Linked DNA regions of Homo sapiens: regions 2 and 3 are each linked to region 1. A link is a contact called in ENCODE Hi-C or POLR2A ChIA-PET data. All regions are on one chromosome and are shown on one strand. The core of a region is the stretch at or near the end of the contact, and the rest is flanking DNA. Distances in the headings are between cores, read along the strand shown.

Region 1 (3,430 bases), core at 361-2,860:
CCCTCACAGACACACCCAGGAATAATACTTCCCCAGCCATCCAGGCATCCTTCAATCCAGTCAAGTCGACACCTAATAGTAACTGTCACAGGCTGTTAAGTAAAAATATTAAATATACCCTGGATTTCAAAGACTCAGTACAAAACAGAATGTAATCTGTCTCATTAATAACTTTAAAATATAGATTACATGTTGACACAATAATAATTTGGGTATATTGTATTAACTAAAATATATTGTTAGGATCAATTTCAGTTGTTTCTTTCTATCCTTTTAAAACATGGCTACTAGGCTGGGTGTGCGTGGCTCATGCCTGTAATCCCAGCACTTTGGCAGGCCAAGGAGGGTGGATCACATGAGGCCGGGAGTTCGAGACCAGCCTGGCCAACATGGTGAAACCCCGTCTCTACTAAAAATACAAAAATTAGCCAGGCATAGCAGTGGGTGCCTGTAATCCCAGCTACTTGGGAGGCTGAGGCATGAGATCGCTTGAACCTGGGAGGTGGAGGTTGCAGTGAGCCGAGATCGTGGCACTGCACTCTAGCCTGGGCAACAGAGTGAGACTCCATCTCAAAAAAAGAAAAAAAAATTACATGTATGACTCACGTTGTTATTTCTCCGGGACAGTGCTTCTCCTGACTGCAGTATGTGGTTCAAGAGGGCAGTTTTCTCACCCTTGTATATTCCTGCTTGCACTGCCTGTTGCTTAATAAGCACTGCACAATTTTTAATACATGAATGAATGCCTGGATGTGTGTGTACTACAGAGCAGAGGAGTCTTAGGGAGCAACCTCACCTTATCAATAGATTTCTAGCGTATGTCACCATGTATCCTAAGAGTCAAAATTTTAGGGGCAACAGTGGTAAACCCACGTTTAATGAGACAGCTTGTTTCTATCTCTTCACAGGTAAAATACCTATAGCCTGGTAGGTACAGTTGCCGTGGCTAAGCAATGGCAAACAAGACCATATCCTGTGATGAGGTGGGGTGTGTGCTGGGGGTGGTGGGGTAGGCTTTGCTGCACTTGACAGGAAGCAGGCTTCTAGGAGGTTTTGAGAGAAGGTCAAGGCCATCTATGTCAGAGAGTCTCAGGGCACTCATGTAAGAATATGCCAGGGTTGTGCCTGTCAGCAATATTCACTTTCCCACAATGTTTCTTCCCCCTGGTGACTCCTCCCTCCTTCTCCCTGAAAGATAATCCTTATCATTTTACTCTGGTGTTACTCAGCCTAACCCCACAAGGTGTCTTACCCAAGACACTGCATCCAACCGGGGATGTTTATTTTGTGGATTTTAGGTCTCTACTTATCCGAATGGACTTTTCAAAGGGAGATCGGGCAGCTTGGTGAGAAAGGGATCATTTGGTTTTTGTTGGAAGCAAGTCAACTATGTTAATAAGACCTCTGCATTGCAGGTCATCCATCTCCACCTTTTCAGCCCCAAGCACCTCTTCTCAACTTGCAAAATGGCATCTTCCCATATAGCTTGTCTCTTGTGCTCTTCGGAGCCCTTCTTTCTTTGAGAAGAAATATGTATAGACGCAGGCAGAACAGTGACTCCACGTCGTTAGGATTAGGGTCCCTTAAACATTCACTCTTTCTGACTCTGTCAGCCTGTCTGACTAGTAAGGCTGTGAGGTCTGAGTCATCCAAAAGCTCCCAGGGGGACTTCCCTTGCTGGCCTCACCCTGCCACTCTGCCCATCTTCCCTCCATTTTCACAGATCTCACACAAGCCCCATCCAGCAGCTTATTCTCATTCATTCCATCTTTATACTTCCTTTAGTGCAACGACCTACTTAAGTTAAAGGGAATTACAAACCCCCAAGGAAATTTGCTGACAGCTATTTCCTGGGTAGAATTAGGTTGGGCATGTGTCTGAGATAAGCTCTAAGAATCATTTTGGCTGCAGATGGGAGTGGAAAGGGAGGGACAGAATGTTACCAAAAAAAAAAAAAAAAGTCTGACGACAAGTGTTCCTGGGGATGTGACTGGAAACTGATGGTGGCAGGGAGGGCTGGGTAAGAAATACACCCTCCAGGGCAGTTCTAAACTGGCATTTAGATTTTCTTAGATTTCAGTCTCTTCCCTCAGTTTTCTGCTTAGAAGCTCTACTCCCAAGGTCATAGGTCTAAACAATATCAGAGTCCGGATAGAGCAGATGAAGCCAAACCATTATTAGGAAAAAAATACATACTTTTATTAGGCTGATGATGTTCTTACACAAGCATATCAGCACAGTTTTGAAAATAATTTAAGGATGAAAGATAACAGGTGGAAACAGCTTCAGACCAGGTGCTGGAACACATGAACTTTTTGGGGTTGGATTTTCCAGGAACTGGCTGTGTACCTTAAGCAAGTCATTTTCACCTCACTAAACCTCACTTTTCTCATCTGTAAAATGTGTGGTTTAGACTAGATGATGGCTAAGATGCTTTTCAGTTTTTAAGTTTCTTGAAACACATAAAATTATTTGCCTGTTGGCTATGGTAGCTAACAATTGCTATTATTTTGGTAAAGTTGTTAACAAGTAGTAGATTGATTTATGTTTTTATTCTTTTCCTTTTTTGGTGGAGGTATTTTGTAGGATAGTCAAAAGGTGGGGCACAGAAAAAAGCTAAAGATCCAAATAAGCCTCAAACCAGACAATGGGCCTCTGAATCATGGAAGCTGATTGGCTATGGACCGTAGAGTCCCTTCGGCAATCTCTGGTATGAGTCACAGGCTTCACCACCCAAGGCATTCAATCCCATGAGGCAATCCTTTCCTTATCTATTTGTATAGTATGAGAGAGGGCCAACCACTGACAGGCCAGAAACTCCTGGCTGAGCCCTAAAATGCACTTTGCCTGCTGTCTTCATTGGTGGTAATGGTGTGACTGGAGTGGGCACTGAATAATGTTTGAAGCTAAATTCCACAACAAAGGATCTGTTGTTTATTAGGAAAACCACTAAAACCAGTTACAGTAGAAAAAGTACTCATAGGTCAGTTTATAAGCTTAAATTTAACGTGTTAGAGAGTTTTAGAGCCAAAGACACAGGAATCCGTCTGACCTAATACACTTTAGAGATGAAAAGAAGATGAATTGTCCAAGGTTGTAACTTTATTAGTGCAAATTTAGGACTAGAAAACACAACTAGATTCTCAGGTCTGTGGCTTTCTAGTATGCTATATTGCTTATGTAAGAATCTGAGTATGTTTTAAATACAATGATTTTTAAATTGACAATGCATACACTATGCAATTTAAATGACAGAAAGTTTACAGTGGAAAGTTAGTCTTCTATTCAATGTTTTCTCTAAAGTCTCTTCCCTCTTTGGCCAATCTGGAATTTATTTTAGTTTAAGATGTGAGGTAGGGATTCAACTTTATTTTCTTTCAGATGACTGTCCAGTTATTTTACTAGCAGATAAGTTGTATTTCCCTTATTT
Region 2 (3,430 bases), core at 621-3,120, 83 kb before region 1:
CGTGGAGGTCTACCTAGAAAATAGTCTCTGTTCCACCTTCACCATGATAGACACAGTGAGCTCTCGGTGTGGGTTCAGTGCCCTGTAGTTCAAAGACAGGAGTCTGGGCCAAAGGTCGGTGTTACCTCATCCTTGCCAGGGGCTGAGGAAGGGTGAGAGATGGGCCACTCCTGGAGCTACTGCTTCATCTTCTCATGAAGGTGAATGAAGCTGCCACTGCAGGTAGGGGCTCAGTAAGGACAGAGCTCCAGCCCAGGACCTCCACACCTTGCACAATGCGATTTTATCGTTGTTATGGACTGAATTGTCTCCCCGCAAAATTCCTATATTGAAATCCTAACCCCCAATACCTCAGCATGTAACCGTATTTGGAAATCAGACCTTTATTTATTTATTTATTTATTTTGAGACACAGTCTTACTGTGTCGCCCAGGCTAGCATGCAGTGGTGTGCTCTTGGCTCACTGCAACCTTCGCCTCCCATGTTCAATTGATTCTCCTGCCTCAGCCTCCCCAGTAGCTGGGATTATAGGTGCCTGCCACCATGGCTGGCTAATTTTTATATTTTTAGTAGAGACGGGTTTTTGCCATGTTGGCCAGGCTGGTCCCAAACCCCTGACCTCAGTTGATCAACCCATCTCTGCCTCCCAAAGTGCTGGTATTGCCTGGCCTGGAAATCAGACCTTTAAAGAGGTAATTAAGGTTAAGTGAGGTCATAAAGGTCTGGCCCCCCTCCTATGGTGGCACAGTGTCCTTACAATAAGAGGAGGAGGAGATGCCACGTATGCACGGTCACAGAGCAAAGCCCATGTGAAGGCACTGCAGAAGGTGAGCACTGCTGATGGCAGGCACTGGAGAAGGCAGGCACTGGAGAAGGCAGGCACTGCAGAAGGCGGGCACTGGAGAAGGTGGGCACTGCAGAAGGCAGGCACTGCAGAAGCTGGGCACTGCAGAAGGTGGGCACCATGTGAAGGCACTGCAGAAGGCGGCCAGCTGCGAGCTGAGGAGAGGAGCAGCAAGAGAAACCAGCCCTGCAACACCTCCATTTTGGACTTCCAGCCTCTAGAACTGTGAGAAAATGAATGTCTGTTGTTGACACTGCCCAGTGTGGTATTTTATTACGGCGGTCCTAGCACACAAGTACACTTGGGGTGGGGTCAGACACTCAGTTGACAGGAAGGTGATGGTGAAAGTTTCCGTCCTCCCTGGAAACACCCCACCCACATGGTCCTGAGGTGTCTGGCTTTCAGAAAGTGACTCTCCCCAGTGCTTCATTTGCTCCGTTTGTTTCTAAATGTGTCTGGGTCTGTTTCCAGCCTTATTTTGTCTTCCTTTACCAACCACCTCCTTCCAAATAAGAAGATTCTCGCAGGTCCAGTCTCAGAGGGCAGAAAACCCAGATCTCTGGAGTTTCTGTCCCGAGAGGACCTGGCACCTGACTTCCTGACTCAACTGCTGGAGGGACGCGGAGGACTGTTGATTGGACTTGCTCCTTCGTCGTGTCCCCACACCGCGGGTGGCAGGACTAGAGCCTTGCCGCATTATGGGCTTCTTTATTGGCTGGCATAAATTTGGCCACTTCTGGCTGTATACCTCTTGCACAGCTGTGCTTCTTGTTTTGCTCCTGTGGTCAGTGTGGTTTCTGAGATGTCTGAGGAACAACCTGAGGAAAGCTGTGGCCCTCCTGACCATGACAGCCCAGACCTAATCACTGGGACCCCCCAATCCACTGGCAAGGAACAGTCAGTGAGCGCTTGAAGTGTCATACACTCCCCTGCCCCCAAGGCAGTGGAGCAGGTGAGGAGTCACTTTGTCACTCCCAGGGCGATGGCCTCACCTGTCTCCCGTGGCCTCCGGGGCTGTGTGGGCGTGTGTGGGTGTGTGTGTGCGCGCGTGTGTGTGTTGCTGGTAGTGAACATGCCCTCTGGTGGCCCCCGCAGACAGGCTTGCTGTTTCTTCCCTAGATGTTAGCCTCGCCTCTTATTTTTTATTTTTTTTTTTTTTACCTCTTCCGCGTCTGCTTAACCTCAGCTCCCAGTAAACACGCTAGGGACAACAGGCTTCCCTAGGGCCCCCTATCTTTGCTAGTCCTAAGCCCTGAAAGACCTCGCTTTAATTCTTCCAGCATGAGCCTTTGTTGTAGATAATTCTAGCTATCTGATTCAAACATGAGAGTAATGGTTTTTACATCGGAGTCAGGTACAAACCTCTGTTACACAAAGGAAACCAGAAATCGTATGATTCCCTAGGGATGACTGAAATTATTTTGTTTATCATATTACTTAAATAAGTACGAACATAATTTTTTATTTTTATTTTTTGAGAAGGTGTCTTGCTTTGTCGCCCAGGCTGGAGTGCAGTGGCGCGATCTCGGCTCACCGCAAACTGCGCCTCCTGGGTTCACGCCATTCTCCTGCCTCAGCCTCCCCAGTAGCTGGGATTACAGGCATGCACCCCAATGCCTGGCTAATTGTTTATATTTTTAGTAGAGACGGTGTTTCACCGTATTAGCCAGGATGGTCTCGATTTCCTGACCTCGTGATCCGCCCGCCTTGGCCTCCCAAAGTGCTGGGATTACAGGTGTGAGCCACCGCACCCAGCCATAAAATTATTTAACTTCTATATATTTTAATGGCTCTTAAGTAATTCTAAAACCAAAATCAGTGTACAAAGAAAACACCAAAAGTTCCTGAAAAACCACCCGAACTTGTTAGCACATTAATGTGACTTGCTATGTTGTTTTTCTGAACTCAAACACCATGAATGCTGCACTCAGTGATACCCAGGCTGTGTGGTCTGATGATGGGGCTCTTCCAAATCTTGCCTCTATTGGAAAAATTGCAACATTTCACTATACAGAACACTATTGTGGCGTTTACAAATGAAATCCTCTGCTCCGTCCTATAAAATTACTACTATTTGGCTCTGAGATCTCTAGACATACTTAGTTGTGAGAGTTGTGAGATGATCATCTGATGTCAGATGTGTTTACATTAATTTTTAAGACTTTAATTCAAATGAAAACTAAAAGTCTTGTAGAGAGGACCTACTGAATGTGTCTGGTATGAGTCTCAGGGTGTTTGGAAACTCCAGATCTAAAATTCTTGGATTTGAGACCCTGGTATTTCACTTAAGAAGCTCTTTACCTGCCTCTCCCTAGGCCTGGGTTTGACTCCAGCCACTCCCAATGCCCTGTGGGGCTGAGGTCCCCCAGACAGGCGCTGGGGACCTGGCTTGTTTTTGTTTTGCTTCTCCTGGGCAAGGCAGGTGCACACTACATGCTCAGTGCGAACTGAAACACAAAGTGCTGGGTGGCCGCTCAGCGGACGGTACTCCCTGCTCCCCTGTGGCTCCTCAACTCAGTCTGTGAAGGGTCCCCATGCCCCCAGGCCAGGGCTGGCCGAGGGGGGCTGGCCTGCTACCCAACTGAT
Region 3 (3,430 bases), core at 460-2,959, 66 kb before region 1:
AAGCCCTTTCAGGACTTAGCCAAGAGGAGTCTCCAAAGCCCCGTGAGACAGCATCCCCACAACCCTTTCTAAGGCCTGAAGGTGATGGTTCTGAAGTCCTCTGGTTCCTTCCTGGAACAAGGGTCAAATAGGAAAACCACAGAAAAATGAGACTTCCAAGAAAAGTGCAGGCATCCTAAGTTTTCAAATAAAATCTTACTTGAAGCCTAAGAAAATGGATTCAGGCAGCTTAATTCTTGTTTGTTCCATGCACAACCTATCTTTCACCAAATAGATTCTGAGGCAACTTGATGGGGCTGCTGGTAATAGGCACTGTCTGAGGTGGGAAGTGCAGCAGGCCCGGGCCTGGGTGACTGTAAAGCAGGCCCTCAGGACACAGTGGTCTGGCTGCCTGGCAGCAAGATCTCTAGAGAAAACCTGGGAAGTGCAAGAGACAGCTTTGTAAAGGGGTCCTCGGGCTTAGGAACCCCGACTGTGGCATTTCAATTGGAATGTGAGGAAGCAGCACCCAGCAGGGGTGAAGAACATGCACATCAGAATGGCCGAATGCCATTCTTTGTCTCATTGTGTAACCCTGGGCAAGTTCATTCATCTCTGAGATGGGGCTCTCATCTGTAGGAGGGGGTACTACTTCCCTCATAGAGTTTAAGGATTAAGTGTCATTGTATATGAAACATTTAGGAGCATGCTTAACTCAAGTACTCAACCTAGAACTTGCTTAAGCCTTGGACTGGCTAATGAGGGTTTGGCTTTCAATGTCAGAAGGCATTTGTGATGGTCACAACTGTGTGTGTGTGTGTGTGTGTGTGTGTGTGTGTGTACTACTGACATCTAGTGGGTGGAGGCCAGGGATGCTGGTAAACACCCCATAGTGCACAGGACAGCCTCCTACCCCCCAACAAATTATTCACCCCAAAATGTCAATAGTACTAAGGTTGAGTACCCCTGAGCTAAAGGGAGAAGTTGAGGTTAGCCCACCCATACAAGGGGAGGTGGGTAGGAAACAGGCTTACAAGTGTCGGATCTGGCAGCAACTTTAAACTCCTGCAGCCGTCCCCGGAAGCAGAACCAACCCTCTTCTCAATTGGTACACTTTTAGCAGCTATAAGTCAAGGGTATGTTAGAGACACTGGGATCAGAATGAAGACTCATAGGTCAGTGGACTGATTTAAATAGCCTTTTGGAAAGATGTGAAAAAGCAATAGAAAATGGGCCAGAACAGAAAAGAAGCTAGGGGTTGAAATGTGGTCCAGGTCACTTGAAGTCAGGAGTTTGAGACCAGCCTGGCCAACATAGTGAAACCCCGTCTCTCTCTAATAAAAATACAAAAATTAGCCAGGGGTGGTGGCGGCCGCCTGTAATCCCAGCTAATCGGGAGGCTGAGGCAGGGGAATCACTTGAATCCAGGAAGCAGAGGTTGCCATGAGCCGAGATCACACCACTGCACTCTAGCCTGGGTGACAGAGCAAGTGAGACTTTGTCTCAAAAAAAAGCAAAAGCAAAAACAAAAAAACAAATGTGGTCCAGGAAGAAAAAAAAAAAGCATCACATAGTAATAAAATATGAGGTCCATCCCCCATTCTTGATTTTTCTCTCTAGGACAAGGCAAACTACATACTCAGAACTACAAACACTTAAGTCAATGGATTTGCATTATTCTAGAAAAAGACCAATCCTTCAAAAAGTCAACAAAGTTATCTGGCTGGGCCACTATCTGCTCATGCTATGGCATCAAAGATGAAACTAAAAGTAAAAATTCTGACTCCACCAAAGCTTTGACTGATTTTGACATTTCATTTGCTTGGCAAGGCAAGTGCTCACTGGATCAACAAATCGATTCTGAAACAATTATTTGTGCCTTAACTAGCTCAAGCTCTTCATGATCATGACAGTCTGAGGATATGAATTAATCCTATCATTAAAAAGGGCCACTGAAATATTTTGATTGGCATGCCCAGTTAAATAAAAAATGCTCACATTTGCAAGCAACTGAGGCATTTTCCATGGAATCTTCTGAAAATGCCTTTAGACTTGGGAATTTTTACCTTAAGCCTGTTACTTATTTTTTACTCTTTATTAATTTTTACTCTTAAGCCTCAGCTTTATTCTCTGAAAAATGGAGATAATACTTCCACCTCTAGGGCTATGGTAAAGATTATGTGAAACTATGCACCTGAGTTCACTTTGTACTAACTGGGCCACACAACTAAAGGTAGTGCTTCAAACCCCAAAGGCTTTTCACTTTTACTTTACACTGCTCTTCCAGAGCACTTCAACAGTATTTTCAGGGTCATGCTGGATTTTTAAAAGAATCAGAACAAGAGGATGCTACCTATGAAAGTAAATTATGTACTTCACAGCAAGCATTTCTATGCCTTAGTTTCATACTTAGGTTTCAGGCAGTTCTCAGAGGCAATTATTTCCATTTTACAGATAAGGAAAATGAGATGCAAAATATTAATCTGCAAAATATGGGATTAAGTACCCTCTGACAAAGCCAGAAAATAAGGGAACTTGAAATGGAAGCCCAAGTTGGAGACTACAGTGAAATTCTACAACTCCCATGCCTTGACACCTTTGTAGGGCTAGCCCAGGAGCAGTTTCTAGGTGTAATGACCAGGATTTGGAAAGCATAGGAAATGACTGAAAAATCAGATGTACTCTAAAAGGTGACACACTAAATTCCCTTCATTGGTCTACTTGGATTTTAAGACCCCAGGGGGAGAGAGGTGTGGAGTCCTGATTCTATCTTTTCTCGGGAAGGGGTGGCACCTAAGGGTGTCTAAGTAGTGGTGACGGTGGAAGGGATGGCAGAAGGATGCTATTCCTGGGGAAAGTTAAAAAGATAAGGGCACCATCTAAAGTAATAGGAACATCAAAAAAGCTTGCCTACTAGCAAAGAAAAGGGACCATTTCTGAAATCCTTGACCACAAATACAATCTTCAACATAAGGATGCATTTTTGAAAAAGCACTTGGAATCACCTGCTTAGGAAAACATAAAAGACGACTGACTCAAGAGTTCTCACAAGTTTCTAGTCATGAGAATAAGATCTTTTCATTGGATTATGTGTGGTTCAAGAAAAGCCACTGGGAACAGTCCAAGAGAAGCAGATTTTGGAGTTTGCTTTCTCAAATTCAAATGAGATGGCAGCTCTCAGAATATGAATTCTGAGAACCTTCACCCATCCACTGATGACACAAACTTAGAAAGATCTGCCTAGCCTCTAGATAACTAGAGCTTCCAGGATTTTTTAAAAAACATCCTAAGTAGGCTGGGCACAGTGGCTCATGTTTGTAATCCTAGCACTCTGGGAGGCCGAAGCTGGAGGATCGCTTGAGGCCAGCCTGGGCAACACAGTCTATCTGTCCAGTATTTCTCTGTTGTTTTAAATGGTCTTTCAGAAAATTTTACTTCAACAATACTAATA

What was found. Hi-C counts contacts between places; a loop is a spot of excess contacts on that map. ChIA-PET counts read pairs that join two places held with the same protein, here RNA polymerase II (POLR2A). Pooled maps may share reads with other maps.
Region 2: a loop to region 1 is called in a pooled map, with 7 times the contacts of the local background. The contact joins two enhancer-like sites. A Hi-C loop is called at or near these places in 1 of 168 maps with a recorded cell type or tissue (lower leg skin), 1 of 37 single-sample maps with no recorded cell type and 7 of 50 pooled maps. POLR2A ChIA-PET finds 5 or more read pairs at or near these places in 4 of 52 experiments (A673, H1, activated T-cell and 1 more).
Region 3: a map of lower leg skin shows a loop between it and region 1 (4-fold over the local background). The contact joins two enhancer-like sites. A Hi-C loop is called at or near these places in 1 of 168 maps with a recorded cell type or tissue (lower leg skin), 1 of 37 single-sample maps with no recorded cell type and 7 of 50 pooled maps. POLR2A ChIA-PET finds 5 or more read pairs at or near these places in 7 of 52 experiments (A673, H1, OCI-LY7 and 4 more).

The regions. Positions count from the first base shown.
Region 1 is chr18:51,233,666-51,237,095 of GRCh38, forward strand. No RefSeq gene overlaps it. Among named protein-coding and RNA genes, the nearest start is that of MEX3C, 38 kb to the left of the region's middle. Within about 2 kb of position 1,611, at least 2 of the 41 ENCODE cell types and tissues checked have a DNase peak (open chromatin) inside an H3K27ac peak, as active enhancers do.
Region 2 is chr18:51,150,466-51,153,895 of GRCh38, forward strand. No RefSeq gene overlaps it. Among named protein-coding and RNA genes, the nearest start is that of MEX3C, 46 kb to the right of the region's middle. RefSeq lists enhancers at 1,337-1,496, 1,507-1,556. Within about 2 kb of position 1,871, at least 6 of the 41 ENCODE cell types and tissues checked have a DNase peak (open chromatin) inside an H3K27ac peak, as active enhancers do.
Region 3 is chr18:51,167,707-51,171,136 of GRCh38, forward strand. No RefSeq gene overlaps it. Among named protein-coding and RNA genes, the nearest start is that of MEX3C, 28 kb to the right of the region's middle. RefSeq lists an enhancer at 450-1,030. Within about 2 kb of position 1,710, at least 2 of the 41 ENCODE cell types and tissues checked have a DNase peak (open chromatin) inside an H3K27ac peak, as active enhancers do.